Linked DNA regions of Homo sapiens: all the other regions are linked to region 3. A link is a contact called in ENCODE Hi-C or POLR2A ChIA-PET data. All regions are on one chromosome and are shown on one strand. Each heading gives the region's core, a stretch centred on a gene start or an enhancer-like site at or near the end of the contact. The rest is flanking DNA. Distances are from core to core; before and after follow the strand shown.

The links. Hi-C counts contacts between places; a loop is a spot of excess contacts on that map. ChIA-PET counts read pairs that join two places held with the same protein, here RNA polymerase II (POLR2A). Pooled maps may share reads with other maps.
Region 1: a pooled map shows a loop between it and region 3 (13-fold over the local background). The contact joins the promoter of DLGAP4-AS1 here to the promoter of ASXL1 in region 3. A Hi-C loop is called at or near these places in 1 of 37 single-sample maps with no recorded cell type and 4 of 50 pooled maps. POLR2A ChIA-PET finds 5 or more read pairs at or near these places in 1 of 52 experiments (MCF 10A).
Region 2: a loop to region 3 is called in a pooled map, with 18 times the contacts of the local background. The contact joins the promoter of RBM39 here to the promoter of ASXL1 in region 3. A Hi-C loop is called at or near these places in 7 of 50 pooled maps. POLR2A ChIA-PET finds 5 or more read pairs at or near these places in 2 of 52 experiments (HepG2 and activated B cell).

What each region holds. Positions count from the first base shown.
Region 1 is chr20:36,571,013-36,574,771 of GRCh38, forward strand. It overlaps DLGAP4-AS1 (DLGAP4 antisense RNA 1), which reads right to left and starts at 2,263. Exons shown (of 5, transcript NR_109939.1): 1 at 1,900-2,263; 2 at 429-531. It overlaps TGIF2 (TGFB induced factor homeobox 2), which reads left to right and starts at 2,585. Exons shown (of 3, transcript NM_021809.7): 1 at 2,585-2,733. TGIF2-RAB5IF (TGIF2-RAB5IF readthrough) reads left to right here and starts at 3,503. Exons shown (of 5, transcript NM_001199535.2): 1 at 3,503-3,623. RefSeq lists enhancers at 531-1,083, 1,702-1,761 and silencers at 2,262-2,581, 2,612-2,701, 2,772-2,941.
Region 2 is chr20:35,740,472-35,744,355 of GRCh38, forward strand. It overlaps RBM39 (RNA binding motif protein 39), which reads right to left and starts at 1,789. Exons shown (of 17, transcript NM_184234.3): 1 at 1,470-1,789; 2 at 353-416. The coding sequence starts at 403. RefSeq lists a silencer at 1,169-1,268 and enhancers at 1,529-1,678, 1,692-2,377, 1,739-1,958, 2,129-2,228.
Region 3 is chr20:32,356,724-32,360,362 of GRCh38, forward strand. It overlaps ASXL1 (ASXL transcriptional regulator 1), which reads left to right and starts at 1,608. Exons shown (of 13, transcript NM_015338.6): 1 at 1,608-2,109. The coding sequence starts at 2,053. RefSeq lists silencers at 1,858-1,907, 2,148-2,307.

The sequences.
Region 1 (3,759 bases), core at 1,013-3,512, 4.2 Mb after region 3:
GTTGAGGCGGTGGATCACTTGAGGTCAGGAGTTCAAGATCAGCCTGGCCAACATGGCAAAACTCAAGTCTCTACTAAAAACACAAAAATTAGCTGGGCACGGTGGTGGGCGTGGGCGCCTTTAGTCCCAGCTACTCAGGAGGCTGAGGCAGGAGAATCGCTTGCAGCTGGGAGGTGGAGGTTGCAGTGAGCTGAGATCGCATCACTGCACTCCAGCCTGGGCGACAGAACGAGACTCTGTCTCAAAAAAAAAAAAAAAAAGAAAAAAGAAAGTAGGGGAGAGAAAAATGACAATAACTTATCACTTGGAAAAAGTTTTCCCACTAAAGTTCTCACCAACTATGTCCAAAGTCCCTCCTTGTTGGGACACTGTAAGCTGTCAATAAATATACCTTGGTCATGCCCCTACATTAGCGCGCACCAACTTACCCCATTTTAAGAGCCTGCGGTAGAGAGGTCTCAGAGTTGCTATAATGGGCCAGCTCCTGGTGAGGGGTATTTAGTTGTTTGCAATTTTCCCGAATGAACAGTTCTGCAAAGAACAATCTTCTATAAGCATTTATCTTTGTTGTACAGCTACTTCAAAAGACAGATTCCTAGAAGTGGAATTACTGTCTTAGAGAATCTACACATTTTAAATTCTGATACTTACTAGTTCAGAAACTTGACACGGTAATTCTCAAACTCTAATTGCACTTAGGCTTTATCTGTGAAGCTTGCTTACGTGCAAAATCTGACCGGCTACCAGCCTCCCTCCACCACTACCCCGTCCTCCAGGAGAGAGGAGGGGCTCCAGGTCTTTGTTATGCAGCTCTCAGGTGGAGGAGGAGGCAGCACTCCCCCGCTTCCATTTTCCCAACCACATCTAGCACCAGACTTGGGAAACACTCGTCTAAGGGGCTGCTGCAGGCACAATTTACGGTGCGGTCTCTTCCTCTAGCCCAGGCCCCCAGTGGCTTCCCCAGAAAGGGCAGAATGTGGCTCTTACGCATACAGGAGAAAAACGCCTAGTGCGGAGTTCAAGCTCAGCAGCCACTACCAGAGCCCCCTCTCCAGGCTCACCTGGTCGCACCCATTTCCCCCTGGGGCTCCCCTCTTCTGAAGGTCCCTGTCCCATACATTTCCTAGAGGCCAAGGCCCATTGGTTTTACATTTCTTACCTAAGGCAACCCAGACGTGGCTTTTTCTTTCACAGGGCCGTGGGGGGAGCACCACTTCCCCGGCCAAAAAAATTGTTTCTGACCCACACTCTGGGCCTTATTTTCCCTGTCTGTGAAATGGAGAGCAACAGGCAGTGCCACTGACATTTCACCCGCTGCCGTGAGGAGGTTTTTAACATTTGCAGGAAGTCTGGCTTCTATGGGGTGTCCAGGTGAAACCTTAACAATCTTTAATCAGCATTCTGATTGGCTTAAGGCTTGTTTGGAAAAAATTAAGAGTTTTGTTCCTAGAGTTCTCCATTGCTAAAGGGTAATTAAGTCCAAAAGCTGTTTTCAAAGCGATTTCCAAGCTCAAGGGCCCTAGATATCTGGACCTAGCCGTGTCCGGGTACAGGGCTGGGGGGCGTGGGGGGATGCCCTAAGAGGCTGGTTAACAGAAATATCACAGTATGTGGTACCCACAGCAGAGAGCAGGGAAGAATGTACTGACTGGGGTGGGGGAGGCCAAGGAAAACCTTCTGGAGTAGGGTGTAACTGGCAGAAGAGGAAAAAGAAACCAGACAGGAACTCCGGGAGCTCCTGGACTGATCGTTTAAGGCCGGGCACAAGGGGTAAGGGATCAGGCTTCACTATCGACCGACCTGGGCTGAATGATACCGGTTGACTGTGTGACAAAAGCAAATCAAGAACCTCTCTGCGGCTCATGAGTAAGCCAGAGACTTACATAGGACAACACATACCCTATCACCCGAGGATGAGACGGGATGACACACACGAAGTGCCCCGCACAGCGTCGTTGTAAAGCGTTGGCTGTTTTCACCTCTGGCCGCCCCCTGTGAGCCCGATCATGTGCTTTTTGGGCTTAGGTCGGAGGCGGCCTCCCAGATTCTACAGGCCATTGAGGTCGTAACAAGCGTCTCCATCAGAGCCTAGTCCTTAACTAGCTGCGGGTAAGTGCCCGGACTAAGTGGCCTCAGTTTCCCCTCGAAGCAACGGGACCAATCGCACCGCCGGCAGGACATCTTGTGCGGGGCGCGAAGTGACAAAAGTCAGGATTTGCAGAAGTTCCCACTCGGTAACGACCCCCACCCCGGCAAGGAGCACAGTAGGCGCTCCGGAAACGCCCTCCACGAGGAGGGCCGGGCCACTTCCTGCCCCCGAGCGGGCTCTCCCCGGCGGAGGCTCCCACCGCCGCTATGGGTAGGCCATGCAGCATTCCTGAGGGCGGGGTGGGCGCAGGAAGAAGGTGCCCGCGGCCCCGCCCCCTCCGGGCGCGCTGGGCGGGGCGAAGCCCCTCGGCGCCGACGGCCCGCCCCGCGGGGGGTGGGCGCAGCTCGTCGCGCTCCGCACAAAGTTTGTTTTCTCCCTCCGGGCGGGTGGGGGAGGGCGCAGAGGGCGCGGGGGGAGGAGAGGGGATCTGACGTCAGGCCGCGAGGTGCTTTCCAGCCGCGAGCTGTCAGGCCGAGTGTCAGGCCGGGCAGGTACGCGGCGCGCGCCCCCGGCGCCCCCCGCTCCCCGCCGGGACGCCCCGCGCCGAGCCGGAGGCCGCGTGGACCCGAAAGCCGCTGGGAAAAGTCAGTGCAGGGAGCAGCAGAGGGCCAGATGGGGGTGGGGGCGCGCGGACAACTTGGAAAGTTTCTTTTTCTCGGCCGGACGGGGAGGGGGCGTCGTCCTGGCGCGTGCGGTAGGGGGTGTGTGAGCTCGGGGGTGTTTGTGAGTCCCGACGGCCCCCGGGGGGTGTTTGTGAGTCCCGACGGCGCTGCGCTCCGGGGGCCGGTGGGGGACTGTTCCAGCCCCCGGGAGGAAGCCCGCTTGGGGCCCTGGTGGGGGGCCCAGCTTCATAGGATCCCACCCCAGGAGAGGGCCGATCCTGCACCGGACCTGAGTGAGCGCGCGGGGGGACGGATTTGTTTGGTTTCAAAAGTGCACGTTGCTAACCGCCAGCAGGGCCCCCCCGCCGCCGAGCCGGACAGGGGGCGGCCGAGAGTGACAGCTGGGGGTGGGGGCCGCGGGAAGGGCCCGGAGCGGGGGGGCCCTGGGGAGCCCGCGCGAGTTCCCCTTTCCTTTGGAACAAAGGAAAGTCTGTCTCCGAGGCATCTGTCACTCCCAGGCTGGCCAAGGAAGCGGGGCGCGTGGGGCCGGCGCCCCGGAGAAAGTTTGTTCGCGCCGGGACCCTCGGGCAGGCCGAAGGTGATCCAAGCCTCCCGCGGGAGAAGCGCGTAGTCTCCGGGGCAGGGGGCGGCCAACATGGAGTCTGGGCGCAGGGCTGGGGGGGGGGGGGCGGCGCGGAGGTGGGAGCCCAGCCCCCTCCCCTCCCTTCCCCTCCCCTCCCCCTCCGGGCCCAGTTCGGAGCACAAAGCCGAGCGCGCACGCTCCGCCGTCCCCGCGCCCCGAAGAGTCGGCCAGCCCCGAACTGCCGGAGTAGGGGTGGGAACCAAACTTTTTCCTGCCCCGGGACAGACACGTGAGTTTTCTTTCTTCCAGAGCCCCCGTCCCACCGGGATGGCGGGCCCGCGCGGGAGCTGGTGCGCGGAGTCGGCCCGGGGTGTGGGGACTGTGGGGTGCAAGCGCCCCGAGCGCCGGACGATTCCTCGCCGACC
Region 2 (3,884 bases), core at 539-3,038, 3.4 Mb after region 3:
GAGTCATTTTACCTAGGGGACCACGGTACAGCGATAAGTCACTCAATTACTACCTTATGATTGACAGTTCACACTGGAATCAAAGGTGAATTCATGGGAGTAGAGGTGAGATATCGTTAGGCAAGTCTACAAAGAGAGATAGATGGGCATTTATTCATCACGCTGAAGTGAAACTACTGCACAATATTATTACATCAATAGCATATATTTACTTTTGTAAGTTACACGTAATGCATCTCTGATAAGATAAATCAAGAGGGCTCCGGGGAGGTTAGTTTACATTTCAGCAGTAGTTTCGTGAATAATGCTAAATTAAGAAATATATAAACCTCACCGACATGTTTTTTCTCACCTTCTTGTAAGGAGCCTCAAGCATTGCTTCAATATCAATATCGTCTGCCATTTTCTCTAAACGCCTAGGAAGAGAACAAGACAATTTCTTGAGTAAACATTTCTCTTACAATGTGAAACAAGTTTCACTCTTGTTGCCTATATCGTCTAACATTTTCTCTAAACGCCTAGGAAAAGAACAAGACGATTCCGTGAGTAAACATTTTTCTTTTTTTTTTTTTTTTTTTTTGAGACGGAGTTTCGCTCTAGTTGCCCAGGCTGAAGTGCAGTAGCGCGATCTCGGCTCACTGCAAGCTCCGCCTCCCAGGTTCCAGCGATCCTACCACCTCACCTCCCGAATAGCTGGGATCACAGGCGCCTGCCACCACGCCCGGCTAATTTTTGTATTTTTGGTAGAGACGGGGTTTCACCATGTTGATGAGGTTGGTCTCGAACTCCTAACCTCAAGTGATCCGCCTGCCTCTGCCTCCCAAACTGCTGGGATTACAGGCGTGAGCCACCGCGCCCGGCCTGGTAAACGTTTTTCAAATCGACTGAATTTTTCTTCTCAGCCGACACACTCGAAAACTTAAGAAAAACCTCCAAAAGCCCTACAATTAATGACTAAAGTGACATGCACTTTAACCAGGTTTGGCTTACGTAAGTAAATCCAAAACGCCTCTTACACGAAACACACGAAAATGAAGACTTCAATATCCAATATTTAAAACTCTGCTGTCAACTCCAAAAACAGAAACTGGGAGACCCGAACGAGAGCGCCTCTTTCCGGGCAAAAACCCGCGCTGCCATTTTAGGGGCAAAGAGAAACTCCCTCCATTGGGAGGGGTTATGAGCCAAGGCAGCGTTCAACTGGCGCCATGTTGGGAGGTCGCGGCCGGCCCAGGCCTCGAAGGAGACAGGTCACCATTCTACCGCGGCCTCTCGGGGGTCCCTACCGCCCCAAGAATCCAGACTATACCCGACTGGAAAATAAGGGCGCGGTCACTGAAACAGGGCCGATTTCTCGAAAACCACCCCCCACCCCGGTCGCTAAAGACCTCCAAAAGCGCCCCTCAGCCCAAAATGGAGCCAAACCTCGAGAAAGCTGAGATAATACGCGGGTCCGCAACGCCCCGTACCTGTTCCGGCCTTCGGGCGCCTGTGGTGCTCGTGTTCGGGAAGAGATTGCTGCTGCTGCTGCTGCTGCTGCCGCCGCCGCCGCTTCTGTTGCTACTGTTAAGCCCCTAGGCCCAGGCCGCGGAACCGCCCAGCCCGAATATCGGGTTCCAAGGACGGCTAGGCCCGAGAGAATCTAAAAAAAACAATGGAATTAGAGAAGCCCACGCGGGAGAGCAGGACGGCGGCTTCGGCAGCTCAGGATCCACCCCTGCGACAGCGTCGACAAGCTCCCTGAAATGGCGGCCGCTGCTTCCCTGTACTCACATTCACCAGCACACATACACACACACAAACACACGGGGCCTCACAGAGCCCTCAGCACGGGCTCTCGCGAGAAGCTGCCCCAAGCTCCAAATTTGAGCGGCCGAAGTATCGCGAGACCTAAGTATGGCTCCGGCGACCGTAGCCCAATCTCGCGCAATGATTGCGCCACAGATATTCCCATCCCCCATTCAGTGAGGCGCCTTTCACTCCCCCTCCGCGTAAGCACCCAAATCTCGCGAGACAGAGCGGGTCTCTAGGGCAAAGACAGTTGGTAGGCTGCCTGTCAATCTTTCAGAGAGCTCTTCGCTGAGTGGAGCTCAGCGGTCACCTCCCCCTCGTGGCGCCTCCTCACGGCCATCTGAAGATTCCTCCGGCACAGCCGATCGCCCCCGCTCCGGCCTCCCACACAGATGGCTGTCAAGGTCGCCATAAGGCAACCTAGTCCTTATGGCGATAGGATAAAACGGCCATATTCAGATTATCCGCTGAGGGTGGAGAGGAAGTGGAAAAGTGTATCAGAAGGCCAGAAGAAGAGATCTTTAGGGGTAGGGGGAGAGGGGGAGATAATAAAAATAGATTTCCCTGTCATTTGGAGCCAATGGCGCGGCCTCCACTGTCGAGCTTTGAAACAACCTTGGAAATAGTGGAGAAAAGCAAAAAAAAGGTGGAAAAAATAAACTCTTGCTTCCCTTGGCATGGGATCAGTTTTGTGCCCCGAATTTAATCAGCTCTTGTGTCAGGGTTGCTACCGTTCCTTCAAAAATGTTCCCCTTCCTGAATATTACTGGACGATTTGGTGAAAAAATAAGACACCCCCCCAACAAAAAAAAAAAGGCCCCCTTCCCCCTGGGACCTGGCTCCTCTCCCCTGAAGTCTTCTAGATGCCAGGTAATTAGAGTATGAATTAGCCATTTGTTCTTTGGTCAGTACTGTGTGAGGTTTCCTCCTAGATGCTGGGAAAAAAAACTGGAAAGAAGTCTTCAAAGCAAAAATCTTACCCTCTAATCTTAACAGTCTAATGATTGAGGGCAGAAAAGATTGGAAATGAGACGCCTTGATTAGTGTAACTAGCTGCTGCAACACTGTGTGACCTTGGACAAGCAAATTAACCTCTCAGAGGGGATCTTTCATTTCCTGATTTAAAAGAGGACGTACTTAGTAGCTAGTCTAAGCTACTTGAGACTGAGGAAGGCAGGTAATGCTCAGTACTGAATTTTTAGAGGTTAGCAGGGCATGTCTGCCCAAGTGGACCCTCAGTAAATTAATGAATGAAGGCTCAGAAGGGCTATAGTGAAGATTAAATGATATAATGTCTGTAAAACGCCTGGTAAATATTTGATCTTCAAAACAGCTAACTTCTGTTTCTGCTAAACAAAATTATTTAGAGCAAATATAGATGTTAAGTGGTTTTGCCTCTCAGGTTAACTTTACACACAGGTTAGGATTTATCTTAGAGGATTATTAATAACAGTTATTTTGTAGTTAGAATACTCCCTTAATCCTTTTTCTGAAAATTCAGATCCTCTTTTTATTTTATTTCTGAGACAGTCTCGCTCTGGAGGCTGGGCGCAGTGGCTCATGCATCTAATCCCAGCACTTTGGGAGGCCGACGCGGGTGGACCGCCTGAGGTCAGGAGTTCAAGACCTGACCAACATGGCGAAACCCTGTCTCTACTAAAAATAAAAAAAAAACTAGGTGGCAGGCGCCTGCAATTCCCAGCTACTCGGGAGGCTGAGGCAGGAGAATCACTTGAACCTGGGAGGCAGAGGTTGCAGTGAGCTGAGATCATGCCATTGCACTCCAGCCTGGGTGACAGAGATCGAGACTCCATCTCAAAAAAAAAAGAAAGAAAAAGAAAGAAAAGAAAACTGTCACAGGAAATTGAAGCATAATATGTCAGAAATAAAGCAAGCTAACCTTTGCTATCTCTTCCTGCCCCTCGGTAATTCCAGTATTATGACTAGTGCAAAATGAAAGCATGAAGATGGCACTTGGTTTTTCTTGTTTGTTTAGGAACATGACATGACAGAATTTGACCTTAACCGCTAGACTTCTTGTTTGGGAAGAGGAAGGATTTAAGCTCTAAGTCGCTTGATGATTTAAGGTCCCT
Region 3 (3,639 bases), core at 358-2,857:
GGAAAGAAGCCAAATGACTTGCCAAAGAGTACTGTATCAGCCGTAGATTGAAAAAAAAGAAGTTAAAAATCCTTTGTAAAAAATCAAGGCAAACAGTTTTTTGAGGGACAGTAGTTCCTCCTTTCTCTCAGGGTAAAGCTAGAGAGATTTTTAAGAGGTGTCTTATTCTAACTTGCAGTCTTTTCCCTTTGTAGGATTTTGCTTACCGGACTCACAAGTTTTCTGTGACCAGTATTAGAAGCAGAAAACACTGAACCCCTTGGCGTTAGAGTTTGGGCTACACCATAATGGTCTCCTATCAATACTGGCTCTCGCTACGTGTTAACATTAGGGAGTGGAGAGTGTGTTTCCTCACCCAGGGAAACCGTTTAAATGTGGCCACTGATCCTGCCTTCATAGTTTTTAAGAGCTGGCATCAATCCAACTCCGGACGGACTCTAGAAATGTTTCTGGACAACGACTGAACCTATAGTTACAGAAAACCTATGTGCTGGGCGCTCTGAATTTCATTTCAGGTTCTAAAACTAAGGCTCAGAGAGGCTAAGTATATTGCCTATTGTTTCTCAGCTGGTAATAACAGCTACCATTTATTAAACATTTGCTCTATGCCAGGCGCCATATCATACGGACCTGATAATGTCAAGATCTCCCTTCACATCCTCTTCCAATCTGTCAAGAATTGTATGTTAATTTTAATTCCAATAATGCCATGAAATACAAGACAAATGCAGATCAGAAAACTGAGGCTCAGAGAGGTTGAGTGGACAGCCAGGGAGTGACTCAGCCAAGATTCCAGTCTAGGTCCGCTGGACTCCAGGGCCTGAATTCTCTCCAGGGTACTGCCTCTAAAAACGCCCTCAGGTGCATTCTGGTCAGTATGGCCCCAGAGTCCAAGTTCTTTACACGACCCGTCAACATATCACCAAGTTCCTAAGAACGCTCTAGGCTGCTGGTGCAGGCTCTGCAAATACACAGCGGCCTGAAAGCACAGGAAGAAATGAAGAACCGTCTAAGTCCATCAGCCGTGGAATAACCGTTTTACTGGTATGAGGGTCTTTTTGTCTCATTATTATGTGGCAGTGAGTCATTTAGAGGTGACCAAAAGGGAAAGTCCTGCCTCTCGTCCCCTACGAGAAGTGTAGGTAAGAACCGTTTAGGCGAGGAGAAGCACGAAGTGGGAACTGCGAGTCGAGCTCCCCATCCTCACTCCCCACCCGCACCCGCCAGGAGGTCCTGAAGCAAAAAGCACCGAAGGGGTTAAGGGTGGCCGGGGGAGCCCAGCCACCGCCCCTTCCCAGCATCGCCTCCCAGAATCCCGCAGGCCCCCAGCCAGTTCTCGCACCTCGCGAGACTCCACCCAGCCCCTTCCCCGAACAGCGACCCGTCCCCGTTCCTAGCTGAGGTCGGTGCTAGGCGGAGGACGCGAGAGGGAGAGCGGAAGGGGGCCGCCGGGCACGCCGGGAAGTGTGGTCCACGCGCTTCACGCGGCCATATTCTTCCGGAGCGGGGGAGGCCAGAGAGGCCGTTGGGACTACGACTCCCAGGCGCCCTTTCGGTTTGTTTTTGTTCAAAAAAAAAAAACCCCACACTCCCCCTCCTCACTCTTCACACACACTCACACACACCCACGGCAGACACGCACGCACCCGGGCGCCGAAGGGAAAGCCGCGTCTCGCCCTCCCGCCCCGCCGTCGGTCCTGTCTCAGTCCCTCAGCAGAGCGGGAAAGCGGAGGCCGGAGCCGTGACCTCTGACCCCGTGGTTATGCGGAGCCGCCGCATTCCTTAGCGATCGCGGGGCAGCCGCCGCTGCCGCCGTGGGCGACTGACGCAGCGCGGGCGCGTGGAGCCGCCGCCGCCCCTCCCCCACCGCCGCTCTCGCGCCAGCCGGTCCCCGCGTGCCCGCCCCTTCTCCCCGGCCGCACCCGAGACCTCGCGCGCCGCCGCTGCCACGCGCCCCCCCCACCGCCGCCGCCGCCCCAGCCCCGCGCCACCGCCCCAGCCCGCCCAGCCCGGAGGTCCCGCGTGGAGCTGCCGCCGCCGCCGGGGAGAAGGATGAAGGACAAACAGAAGAAGAAGAAGGAGCGCACGTGGGCCGAGGCCGCGCGCCTGGTGAGGCGGACAGCCGAGGGGGGCTCCGTGGGGCCCGGGGTGGGGGGGGCTCGCCGCGCACCCCCCCACTGGGGGGGGAGGGGCAAGGCCCTGCCCACCGCGGGAGGGGGCGGGGCCATCTTCCTTTAAGAACGGGACAGCCCCGCAAGGCGAGGGGTGGGGAGCGCTCCGCCGGGATGGGATGTGGCGCCTTTTTCCGCTCGCCCTCGCGCCCCCCCCGCCCCGCGCAGCTAAATTCCGGCGGAGGGGCGAGCTGGCAGGCCGGCTCCTCCCACTCTGGGCAGCGGGGTCCCGCGTCCCCTCCCCCACTATTTGGCAGCGTCTGGGGGTCTGGGGCAGCTTCGTTCATTCACCCGGGGGAGTTGGGTTTCCGGGAAGGGTCGGAAGCTCCTCCCTCGCTTCCTGGTGGGTAATGGGGTGGTGCCTTTGACTCCGGGGGTGGAAAAGCGACCCCACATTCAAGGACGCCAATGGCATGTTGAGCTTTCCCAATCTAAACCAGGTGCGTGGAGGGAAGCAAGTGCTTACTCCCAGCTTGAACCCTGAGCAGCGGTTCTCTAACTTTAGTGTCCTGTGGGCGACACCTGGGAGGCGGTTAGGAACGCTACTCCTAGGGCCCTTCGTAAGACCTGCTGAGCCTCAGGGTCTGGGATAGAGCCTGGGAATCTGCGCTTTCACCAGCTTCCCAGGTGATTCAAACGCAGTGGCTCACGGACCCCACTTTGAGAAACGCAGACTGGGCTGTTTGCCTTCAGAAGCTGGACTGGAAATTGGTATTTTGAGGAGAACTGAATCCACTTTGCAAAGAATGTATGTTGGACAAAGACAAAGTATCTCTGTTGGGAGACGTTGTTCACTGAGGATTTAGCAAGGGAGAGCGTAACTTGAGTGTTTGAAGCCGTCTCGTTCAACCGATGGGGGTTGTGAATTTTGTGTTCAGAGCGTCAGAGGACTTGCAGGTGAAATAGCTTCCTTTTGGATTACTCCCACAAAGCTCAGACACTTTGAGACATATTCGGGTAATTATCTGCTGATACCAGTAGTAACAGGTTATACTAAGATGTCAGTTCCTAAGATCTGTCACACAGCGAGGTTGTGGTGCGGATAGCATAAGTGTCTCTTGACACTGTAGTTTATATGTAATGGTTGTAATTCAGTTTTAATGATGAGTGAAGCTCAGACTTAATTTTCTCTCTTATTTTGAAGTGAGTTTTCTGCTTCAAAGGTGTTGTGCAAAAAAAAAAAAAATAGACTGTATTGGGGGGGTTGACACAAACCTGAAGTACACCTTTTTCTTTCTCGAAGTCTGTAAAAGTTACAGATTTATAAAAACTGAAGGAATTTGGGCTACAGAATTTTCATTGGTGCTTGCTATCCTCTTCCCTAGTCATTTGTTGCCCAGGGAACAAAAATAGCAATTGTTTGTATGCTGAAGTTTTGTGCTTCAGTTTATTTTGGCCTGGCATGTGAAGTTTGAAGATTTTGAGGTTCCGAAATATTTTTTTTCTGATTGAGTCAAAATTGGAAGCT